Linked DNA regions of Homo sapiens: region 2 is linked to region 1. A link is an interaction called in ENCODE POLR2A ChIA-PET data of the cell type or tissue named here. Cell type or tissue: MCF 10A. All regions are shown on one strand. Each heading gives the region's core, and the rest is flanking DNA. Links, peaks and the distances in the headings are about the cores only.

Region 1 (5,427 bases), core at 150-5,149:
GAGGCTCCCCAGGCCCAGAATCTGGGGAACTTGCAAGGATTTGGAATCCTGGCCGGGTGTGGTAGCCGAGCCTGTAATCCCAGAATTTGGGGAGGCTAAGGTGGGAGGATTACTTGAGGCCAGGAGATTGAGACCAGCCTGGGCAACACAGTGAGACCCCCTCTCTACAAAAAAATTTTTAAAAATAGCCAGGCGTGCTGGTGTGCCCCTGCAGCTCCAGCTACTTGGGAGGCTGAAATGGGAGGATGGCTTGAGCCCGGGAGGTCAAGGCTTCAGTGAGCCATGATCAAGCCACTGCACTTCAGCCTGGGTGACAAAGACCCTGTCTCTCAAAATAAACATTTAAAAAATAGAAGTTAAATCCTCTTTTGGAGACTGTGGGGTGAGGGGAGTGTGGCCACACCACAGCCCTTCCACCTCCCCATTGTGTGCCCCGAACTGTGCTGTGCTGGCCACTGGCCTCACCCTCCCTGAAGCATGGCAGGTCCCCCACCCCCAAGGCCATGCTGGGGTGGGGACAGGGGCCATGTGCTTCCCACTTGGAGGGGGCTGTTCCAGACACCTCCCTGGCCGCCCCTGGCAGGGTCTCGGCTGTACTGGATGTGAGGACCGTGGGCCTCCCTTCCCCCAGACTATGAGAGCCTCCAAAATTGGGACCGTGCTGTTTCCCTTTCCGTGCTGTTTCCCAAAGGGCACCCAGGAAATGCTTGCTGCGTGAATCAGTGAATGAGTGAGTTCATTCACCTGGGGGCTGGGTGGGGACGATGGAGCCTTCCAGCCTCCTGGGACCTGCCCTCAGTGTGGAAAGTGAGGAGGCATCTGTCTTCCTGAGGAAAACCTGGGCTTAGTCCTCCCTCTGGCCCAGGAGGGGACCGGACCCCACAGCTGGAGGGAGCCGGCTTAGCTGACAGCGAGTGTATTAAAAACAAGCTTTGGAGCAAAGCGGACAAGCTCAGGTGTTGGTAGAGTTCATCCCAGGCCCCAAAGTAATCACATGGCAAACAAGCCCTGTCTAAATATCACGGCGGCTGGGGCAGCGGCACGCAGCGGCCTGGAAATGTCAGCCGGGGGTGGGGGCTCCTCCGAGCCCCGGGATTAGCAGAGGTACCTGAAGTGAATGCGCCCACCTCCTCCTTCCTGCTCCTGCTCAGGACCTGGGCTGGGCCAGCCCGGGGCACCTGGGGAGGGGCTCAGAGGGTCTCACTGGGGCCAGGGGCTCTTCTTTCAGCCCCAGCCCGGGCTGGTTCCCATGGGGTAGCAGGCTGAGGAGAGTGGGGAGACTGAGCTTGGCCGGAGTGGGGCGGACGCACTTCCAGGCCCAAACCAGCAGCCCACGGGTGGGGGCAGAGAAAGCTGCCCCCCTGCAGGCCCAGTGAGTCCTCGAGAGAGGGGGCCACCCGGCCATGGGGGGGTGGTGATGTTGGTTCGGGGAACCTAGGGCATCTGGACCAGCCCCTGGACAAGGCGGTCACAGCAGCCACTGCCTGAGCAGGCCACCTGCGGGCTTCCCTCCAGGTCTGCCCATCGGCTCAGGGCTTCCAGAGCCCAAGGGAGCAACACGTTTCTCCTGAGCACGGGTGGAGGGAAAATAAGGATGTTTACGATCGAGTTGCCCATGGAAGCGTTACCAAGCCCCCTGGAGACTCATCTCACCGCAGTGGGACCTTTGCATTCTCTCAGGCGGTGGGGGTCTCTGCCGTGTTGTCCGTAAAGTGTCAGCGTGGGGCCAACTGGGGACCTCAGCAGCCACGTCCAACCCTCATCTGAAACAAGAACTAGAGGCCTGGGCTGCTCCTCCCTTCCCGCCCTCAGGAGCACAGGGTGGCAGGAGGTGAACTCCATGGGCGAGGGGCTCTTGCTCTTGCAGGCCCCCAAAGTCAGGCAGGTGCAGAAGGGAAGGACAGGATTCAGGGACAGGAGACACACAGGGGGTCCCCTCTGTTCCAGGATGCTCCCAAATCTGAGCCCAGCTGCCCCCAGGGTGGAGGGTGTGTGGACAGCCGGCCAAGAGGGGCGGGGCCACAGAAGGCCCTGGCGAGGCCGTGGGGCCAAGCAGAGGAGCCTACAGTGGCTGGCCAGACGGGTCCTAGGTGATGCAAGGGGTCCTCCGCACCCCTGTTCTGTTTCCCCGGCTCTGACCCAGTGTGCGGCCTCTCCTCCATGTCTGTATGTGGCTGCCTCCAAGGCCCCTCTCCTCAGGCCCTGTATGTCCAAGCTGGGCCTCCTTCCTCTGATCGCCCTTGGGAGAGGTGGCATTGAGGTCACCTCCTCCCCTCCCAGAGTCTGCATCTTGTGGGCAAATGCCCCAGTGCCTCCCACCATCCTCCATGCATGCAGCTGCCTGCCCAGGTCCCCTGTGAACGCAGCCCAGGGCCGTGCAGGCCACAGGCGGGGCTCCTCTCCCCAGGTGGGGCCTCCAAGTCTACACGTGTGGCTGGGAAGGGGAGTCACAGCACAGATGGAATGAAGCACATGAGCCCTGGGTGTGGACCTGCCTCAGCTCAGAGCAGCGGTGGGACCACATCTTCTCCCTGCCACAGGCCAGGTGACTAGCACCCAAGCCCGTGGCACTGGCACTGCTGGGGGGCCAGGGCGGGCTGTGGCCTTGCAATGAGATGTGATTTGCTGTCAAAGCACAGCTGCCGCCTCGGTGAGTGACTAATGAGAACTGAATGCCGCTCTTATTGCTTTTCACTCGACTAATTTGTCAGAGGCTGTCAAGAGCCAGGGGGAGGGGGCAGAGGGTGGGGACCGGAGGTCTGATTGAGTCACCGGCATGGGGGCGAGGCTGGGTGCCCGGAGGGGTCTGCAAGAAACCAGGAGCACCTGGCAGGAACTCAGGGCCGGTGGGGACCTTGGCCATGATGTCGTGTGAGAGTCCGGAGGGACACAGGAGCTGGGGTCACCCTGTTTGTTCCATATCAATGGCTGGTCAGCTCTTCTAAGCCCCTACTGTACACACACATGCACATGCATACATAGGACACACACACACACTTACACAAACACACGCATGCATGCATGTGGACATAAAATCATACACTCACATGAATAATTTTAGAAGCATGTACAACACATGTACACGCAGAGAAGCACTCCCACACATGCTTCCTGGCACACACACACACGCGCACACACACACACCCTTGAATGCACACTCTGTCTCCCACACAGACACAGACCAGCGAAAACTCCAGGCCAAGCTCTGGTGCGTGGGTTCCCAAGCCTGGCTGCACACACAACCAGGGTGCTCTCGGCAATTCCAGCATCTCCATACCCCTGGAGCCTCTTGTCCTGGTGTGGGCTTCCTGGTGATGTGGGCCAGCCAGGTATGGGTGGAACCGTCCTACTCCCCCTCCAGCCCCAAGCCTGAGCCAGCCTGAGTCTGGCATGGAGCTCCTGGAGCCAGGTGAGCAGTGAGGGGCGCTGGGAGCTGGGGAGATGCCCTGTGGGTAGGAGATGCGCACCCCGCCCACCCGGATGCCCTTCCTTCCAGCTGAATGCCTGGCTGCCAGGGACCACGGTGACTTCTCTTGCTTGGCTCTGTAACCTGCCCCCTTCGTACCCTTTCCCTCCCTCTGCCTCCACCTCTGCCCGACTCGGTCCCACAGGACCCTCTGGCCACTGGATCCCCTTCCCTGGAAGCACCCCTCACTGCTCACCTGGCTCCAGGAGCTCCATGCCAGACTCAGGCTGGCTCAGGCTTAGGGCTGGAGGGGGAGTAGGACGGTTCCACCCATACCTGGCTGGCCCACATCACCAGGAAGCCCACACCAGGACAAGAGGCTCCAGGGGTATGGAGATGCTGGAATTGCCGAGAGCACCCTGGTTGTGTGTGCAGCCAGGCTTGGGAACCCACGCACCAGAGCTTGGCCTGGAGTTTTCGCTGGTCTGTGTCTGTGGGCCTTTGGGGGTCCCACACACACAAGGGGCTCAAGGCTGACCCCTCCTCCCACAAGGGCCTGCAACTGCTAATCCCTGATGCCCCCCACTGTGTGGATGGCAAAACTGAGTCCAGGGCCCAAGGGGCTGAGTCAGGACCCTCTTTTCGGCCCCCTACATGGTGGGTCTCAACACTGAGGCAGTCCCTACAGGCAACAAGGATGGAAGGACAGCACTGGCTGTCCAGGCTGGAGGGACTCAGAGAGGAGGCCACTGGGGGACTGCCTGGAGGAGGAGGGCAGCCCGGGCCTGAGGGCCTGGCAGGATTTGGTGGGGAAGGGAAAGTGGAGCCCCAGGTGGGCAGCAGCAGTAGCAGAAGGGGGGCAGGGAGCCGTCTGTGGGGGACAGGGAGGGTCCGGCTGCCTGTCCAGGGTGTGGAGGAGGAGAGGCAGCCCACAGGCTCAGAGCCCGAAGGAGGCGTGGTGCCTGCTCTGCCGGCCTCGCTCTGGGCCTGACTTCCAAACACCCAATTATCCCTAAGTGCATCCGATCGACTGGCAGGGCGGCTGTTCCGGGGCCCACCTCGTCCATGCGCTCCGCCCGCCCTGCTGTGGGGCTCCATCTGATGGCCTCATTAGGGCTAATTGCTCTGGCATTTGGGTCTGACAGGGACGGCGGATTCTGTCCTGTGTTGGGGCGTCTTGGTTCTTCCAGCTTGGGGGATGGAGGGGAGCTGCTTCCTTACACGGCAGAGAAAGGCCCTGCACCCCAGGCGGGGCAAGATGGCGTGAGGGGAGGACGCAGGACTCACTGTCCCCTGCCTTCTTGGGACAATGGGAACTGAGGGACAGCCCAGGGTGGCATGACACCCCAAATCCTCAGGAGGTCCCCCACTGTCTCCCAAATGTGAGTGGGGGTCTGGGAGGCTGCAGGCCGGTGTCCCTGGGAGCCAGGCTCTAGAGGGGGCATCTCTGGGGACCCTGGGGACCCCGGGCTATAAAGAGAACTGCGGAGTAGACATGGGCGGGGGGGCAGTGTGTGCTCCAGCATGTGTGTGTGTGTGTGCATGTACACGTGTGCACCTGTATCGCCTGTGTGTGTGCATGTGATGTGTACACGTGTCATGCATGCACGCACATGTGTAGTGTGTGCTCGTGTGTGGTGTGTGCCTGTGTCATGTATGAGCACACTTGTATATGTTGTGTGTACTGTGTCATATATGAGTGTGTTTGCCTGTGTAGTGCATGCACATCCGTGTGTGCATCTGGTGTGTCCGTGGGTCATTACGAGTGCATCGTATGTGTATCGTGTACATGAGTACACTTGTATGTGTGGTGTGTACAGGTGCCATGTAAGTGTGCTTGTACATATATGCATGCATGTGTCATATGCATCTGTGTGTGCATGTGTGTGGTGCACACATGTGTTATGTCTGAGTGTGCCTGTATGTGTGCTATGTACACGTCATGTGTGAGTGTGCTTGCATGTGCAGTGTGTGGATGCTGCTTGTACCTGTGGTGTGTACCTGTGTCATGGGTGCTCACA
Region 2 (5,296 bases), core at 32-5,031, 730 kb before region 1:
CAGTGGGGCCACCTCTGAGTCCAGAGAGTCTGGGCATTGGCCACCCCTCATTTCTGAGGTGGGACCCCTAAGCTCACATCAGTCTAGGGGGGTGCTGGCATATCCACCCCACCTGTGCTGCTGCCCCCGCCAATCCATCAGGGCAGCTCCGACTCCTGCAGCACCCACCGCCCAGGACGTCAGCTACTCAGGTTTTCTGGCTGCTGGGGTTCCGCACGAATGGGCCCTTCCTTTGGGAAAATGCCAGGGAAGGGGAACGGCTGGGCTCGGGCGCCACAGCTTGTCCCTCCAGCCAGCAGGCACAGATGTATGGCGCAGGAGGGACAACTGGCCCCTGTGGCCAGCCCCAGAGAGACGGGCCCTTTCTTTGGGACCCTGGCCTCAGAGGCCTGCGTGTCACAGCTCAGGGTCTGGCTGGGCAGGGGCAAAACCTGCCTTATTTGCCAGATGTCCCAGAAGTACACAGGAGCAGACGCACCACTTCGATGGCTATTTTAGGAGGCTGGTGACAAGCAAGGCATGGTGGCAGGAAGCCAGGCCCTCGAGCGGTGGTGGGTAAACCAAAGGCCTGTGCTGCTGTGGGCAACAGGAAAGCCTGGGGCTGGGGGACCCTGGAGGGCCCCAGGAGGTAGGGAGTCAGGTCCCACCACTGTGCCAGGGGCCGTGGGTGGCTGCTGGGGGAGACGCAGGCTGTCCTTCCCCAGTCACAGCTCTCCTGCTCCCCAAAAATGAACTGCCAGGAGGGAAACGGGAGTGGGAAGGAAATCCAGCACGCTGGCCCCAGCCCTGGGGCCTCTGCACGCCGGACAGCCTGGGCATCCCCCGGGACCATTGACTGGAAGCACCCTTAGCACGGTGCCGTCAGCCCCTCCTGCTCAGCCCCCCTCAACCTCACCACGACCTGCCAGACGCAGGGGCACGCTGGCTTCCCGGGGCTCATCCAACACTTTTATCAGTGGAGCCACGACCAGGAAGGTGGGGACAGGTTAATTTGTCTTTGTCTCCTCCTGCTCTTTCAGTTGAATGGATTACAGGAGTGTCTGTCTGGATGCTGTTGAAAGGACACTGGACAGGACTCAGGGGACCCACAGCCTCTGTCCCTTCTCTGCCGCTTACCTGCTAGGTGACCTCATTTCCTTATATGCAAATGAGGGCTGGGTTCACAGCTGCCGGCTGCCCCTAACTCCACTGTTCTGGGGCCCCTCTGGACCTGCAGGGCGCAGCCCACCTGCATCCTGCCCACCAACCGCAGCCCACACCTGAGGCTGCCCAGATAGCAGGGCGTGGAGTTGGCTTTCAATCGCGTCTCCAGGAACCTCTGCTGAAGTCTGGGCTTCTGTGTGTTCTACGGTGACAAGCCCTCATCAAGCCTCACCTTACTCTGAGGCTCTGAAAGGGGACGCACAAGGTGACAGCATGTGCCCAGGTCATCCTGCTGCCAGGAGCGAACCCACAGGTGGGGCTGAGGCTAGGTCAGCTGGGACCTGGCTTTGTGGGACACCTAGCTCACAAGACGATGGGGCAGGGGGCTGTCCAGAGCGTCCCTGGATGTCCAGCCCAGGGCTGAGAGAAGTCATCCGTGCTCCAGGATGCTGCAGTTAGAACCATGTTTGAAAATGAACATCTTGCCATGCCACTCCTAACGCAGCTGCCGTCTGGCTTCCAGCGTGCCCCAGAAGGTCCTAAAGGCCCCTCTGGCCTGACCCTTCCCAGTCCTCGTGTCTCCTCGTACCTGGTCCCCCCATTCCCCAAACACATAGCCCTCCAACCAAACCACAAGCTCCCTCCTGCCCCAAATGGGCTCTGAGACTGGAGTGACTCACGGGCCCAGCAGGAGGCCTGTCCAGCCTGCTGCTCAACAGGGCTGTCCTGAGGGACAGCGGGGCCAGAACCATCTCAGCGGGGCCTGCTGCCTGCCCACTGTGGGAAGAACAGAAAGAACCGGAGTGTCCTGGGCACTGCGAGGTACACGAACTAAGGCAGTAGCTGAGTCACCTGGCTGGGGGGGCGGCGGGCCTGGGTCGCCCATATCCTGCTGCTCCCTCAGCTGCCTGCCAGCCCCTGCCCTGCATCTATCTGCCCCCGAGAGCCTCTTCCCTGTACAGCAGGTGCCCTGTTACAAACACCCCTGCACTCCTCAGCCTCCGCTCAGCGCTTGGGGTGCCCTGGGTCGTATGGGACACTGCTCACCTCCCCTCCCATCCCCTCCTCCCTCTCTGAGCTCCAGTGCCCCTGGCTCCTTGTTTTTTCTTGGCTGGGCAGGGGTGTCCTGCCCACAGGGCCCTGGCACCCCCATGGCACCGGCATGGCCCTGGTGGCTGCCTGTCCACCTGGGGAAGGCAAACCCTGCAGGGCTCCCTGCTGTCTGGCTCAGGATAGGACTCTATGGCCCCTCCCCATCCCTCCCCAGTCTGTGAGGGGCTGGGCTCAGAACATGAGTCACAGAGCCACCCCCCACCCAGCGTGTGTGCAGTGACTCAGGTCCCGGGTCCCTCCTCAGGCCAGCCTGGCCTCTCAGCCCTGGGCTCTGGAGGCTGGGCCCAAACCAGTTATACCAGTGCCCGCCCCCGCAGCCTGTGGGTGCCAAGTCCACTTCCTCCTCCCACCTGCTGCCCAGGTGGGTGCGGATGAGGCAGGACTGGGGCCTTCCAGAGGAATGGGATACACAGGTGGGTGGGCAGGGAGGGAAAGCCCACACATGTTGTGCCTCGGTTTCCATCAAGGAAGGGCAGGAAGGCTGCAAGGCGGGGGATGTTCACAGCTGCACCAGACTCCTGCCCCGCACCAGGCCAGGAGCCAGAACAGGCTGCAGGCGTTGGGGCAGCTGGACCAAGAGGGCCAGGGGGCTGGCCCTTGCCATGGGGCACCAGGCTTTGGAGCCTGGCTGGCACCTGGCCCCACTGCCTTCGGTGAGCCCCCGAGGGGGAGGTGTGGGCCTCCCTCACCCTGTCTGGGTTGGACAAAGGCAGATTACCAGCCACAAGGTCAACCCCGCAGCCCTCCTGTGCCACCACCACTCTGGGCAGCCAGCTTTTGCCACAGTGCCCAAGCAGCACCCCGTGTCTTGGGTGTGGTATGAGGAACCTGAGGGAGTCCCACACTGCCTGGGCCTTGGACGGGGACTGGGGAGCTCCATGGAGGGAGCCTCATCATCTCCTGGGCCTCGGTTACCCCTCCCATCAAAGGAAATGTCACAGCTGGTCTGATTATGAAACGTCAAGATTGTAAAGCGCCTCAGATCTTGGGATGAATGGAGGCAGGGAAGCGAATGGAATGTTCTGGCAGGTGTGGGCAGAGGTAGAGGCCGTCTTGGCAGCTACTGGGAGGGAGAGGGACATGAGTGGTGTCTTCTGGGTCAGCAGCTGTGATGGGGGAAAGGGCAGGTGAGGACAGGAGGGGACCTGTGGCCTCGTAGACGGGCCTGCAGGAGGCATGTGTGCTGAGCTGCTCCAGCACCATGGCCACGGCTTACTGCCTGAGCGAGCTCGGACCCTCCCAGCATCGTTGTGGGTGAGTAAGGGCAGGGGAGGGCCCATTTCATAGGTGAGGAAGGCTGGCCAGGGAAGGAGGCGGCAGCAGGCGGCTGGGCCCTGAGCCGGCAGAGTACCTGGGGGTGGGCAGCACCCTGGGATGGCAGCCGCCCAGCTCAGCCACCTGCTGGGGCCCAGTGCTCCTCCCCGTGCCCTCCTCACGCCCTTCCTCACCCTGGCCACCCTGGAGAGACAGGCCCTGGGTGGTGCCGGCTCCCCACACCTCACACCTGCCAGCCCCCTGGCCCCAGGGTGAGCCGTCCCTGCTGTCCCACCAGAGCTGCCCACACAAGTGCCCTAAGCCCCATCCTCCAGGGACACCCTCCCAGCAGTGTGCTTGGCTCCCACATCAGCCCTTCCCTCTCCCTGGGGCGCCTCCCCATGGCTCCTCCCACCCTGAGCATAGCCTCCTGGACCCACCTCTGCCCCCATTTATAGCACGACTTCCCGACCCCCTCTCTTTTCTCCCCATTTCCCTTGATCCGTCTATTGCATGAGGCTTCTGCGGCTGGCACTGACTTGAGGGGGTGGTGCTGGTCCAGCACTGGGGTGGCCTCCCTGCTGCAGATGGTGGGCCACTGTGGCTTCCTTGGCCACCAGCGGTAGAGGCACGGGTCCCTGACCCCCACAAATCCAGTGGCCCTTGGCTCCCAGGACGTGCTCCCTCCTCACCTCCCAGCCCCGAAACATGAAGTGCTGGGGGGCGCAGGGCTCCGAGCCATCCACACTTGAAGATGCACCCCATTTCTCCCCCTTATCTGGGTGCCTACTCAGTAGCTCCCTGGAGTGCCTGACAGGCACCCAGGCTGGGCCTGAACAAGACCCAAATCCCAGTGGCACCCCAGGCTGCTTGGGCCTCTGCGCAAGGCGCCAGGCTCCCCAGGGTCAGGCACGGCCTTGGCACTGCCATCTTGAGTTCCCACCCACATCCCACCCACTGGCAAAACCCAGCCAGAATCTACCCTCTGCTTTCTCTCATCACGGTCCCCTCTGGTCCAGCCACTGTCCTCCCCCACCTCGGCCGGCACAATGGCTGTCCTACCGGTCTCCCTGCAGGGGAGCTCACCCCCCATTCTCACCCCTGCTGTGCCACCCAGGGCACCCCGGCCTGGTGCCTGCCCCTTCTTCCTCCCTCCAGCCACACGGCCCCCTGGCTTCCACACCCAGGGCCTCTGCACCGTGGTTTCTTTGCCTCCCTCTCCTGCTTCAGGCCTCGACTCAGATGCCGCCTCCTCAGACAGGCCCTAGTGATCCCATCCATCGAGCCCCCAGTTCTACTTTGTGACTTTTTGCTCCATGTAGCTCAGCCTGATGTTACGGGAATTCCTATCACATTCCCTTCATCCCAGGGACTCAGCCTGTGTTGTCTGCCGCTGTATTCTAGAACCAGAGTCCTGGGGGCAATGTTGAGGTGTTCAAACTACCCACCCCACCCCACTCCACCTCCTGCTCACAGCCATCAGCAGCCATCAGTCCCCAGCCCAGGCTCCAGTGAAAATGCTGGGAGAACGTTCGGGGACTCAAACAAGGCCGGCAGCACAGCCCTAGAGACCTCCGGAGAGGGAGGTGTGCTCTGGGCACCGTCCAACAGCTCAGCCCCGCTGCCACAGCATCCCAGTCCCAGGGTGCTCCTGTCCCCAGCAGGAGGCTGCTGGGAGGCCTCCCTCCTCTCAGGGCCTCAGTTTCCCCAGCGTCCCAGTGGGGCTGTGCGTGGACAGCTTGGCAGTCCAGTCGCGCCCCGGACAGCACTGGGACATCACCTGGCC

The links. ChIA-PET counts read pairs that join two places held together with the same protein. Peaks named below come from ENCODE experiments on the same cell type or tissue, not always from the same donor. Only the 100,000 strongest peaks of a DNase experiment are listed, where the experiment ranks them.
Region 2: POLR2A ChIA-PET joins it to region 1 with 5 read pairs; 1 of 35 experiments calls an interaction of 5 or more read pairs at or near these places.

The regions. Positions count from the first base shown.
Region 1 is chr11:2,176,284-2,181,710 of GRCh38, reverse strand. No RefSeq gene overlaps it. Among named protein-coding and RNA genes, the nearest start is that of MIR4686, 5.9 kb to the right of the region's middle. RefSeq lists an enhancer at 4,029-4,875. In MCF 10A, for the core only: no CTCF peak of the experiment used is centred there; DNase peaks (open chromatin) are centred at 710 and 2,680.
Region 2 is chr11:2,909,905-2,915,200 of GRCh38, reverse strand. All of the region lies in intron 5 of SLC67A1 (solute carrier family 67 member 1), which reads right to left. Among named protein-coding and RNA genes, the nearest start is that of SLC67A1-AS, 9.0 kb to the right of the region's middle. RefSeq lists enhancers at 273-974, 2,383-3,086. In MCF 10A, for the core only: no CTCF peak of the experiment used is centred there; DNase peaks (open chromatin) are centred at 1,850, 2,480 and 3,230.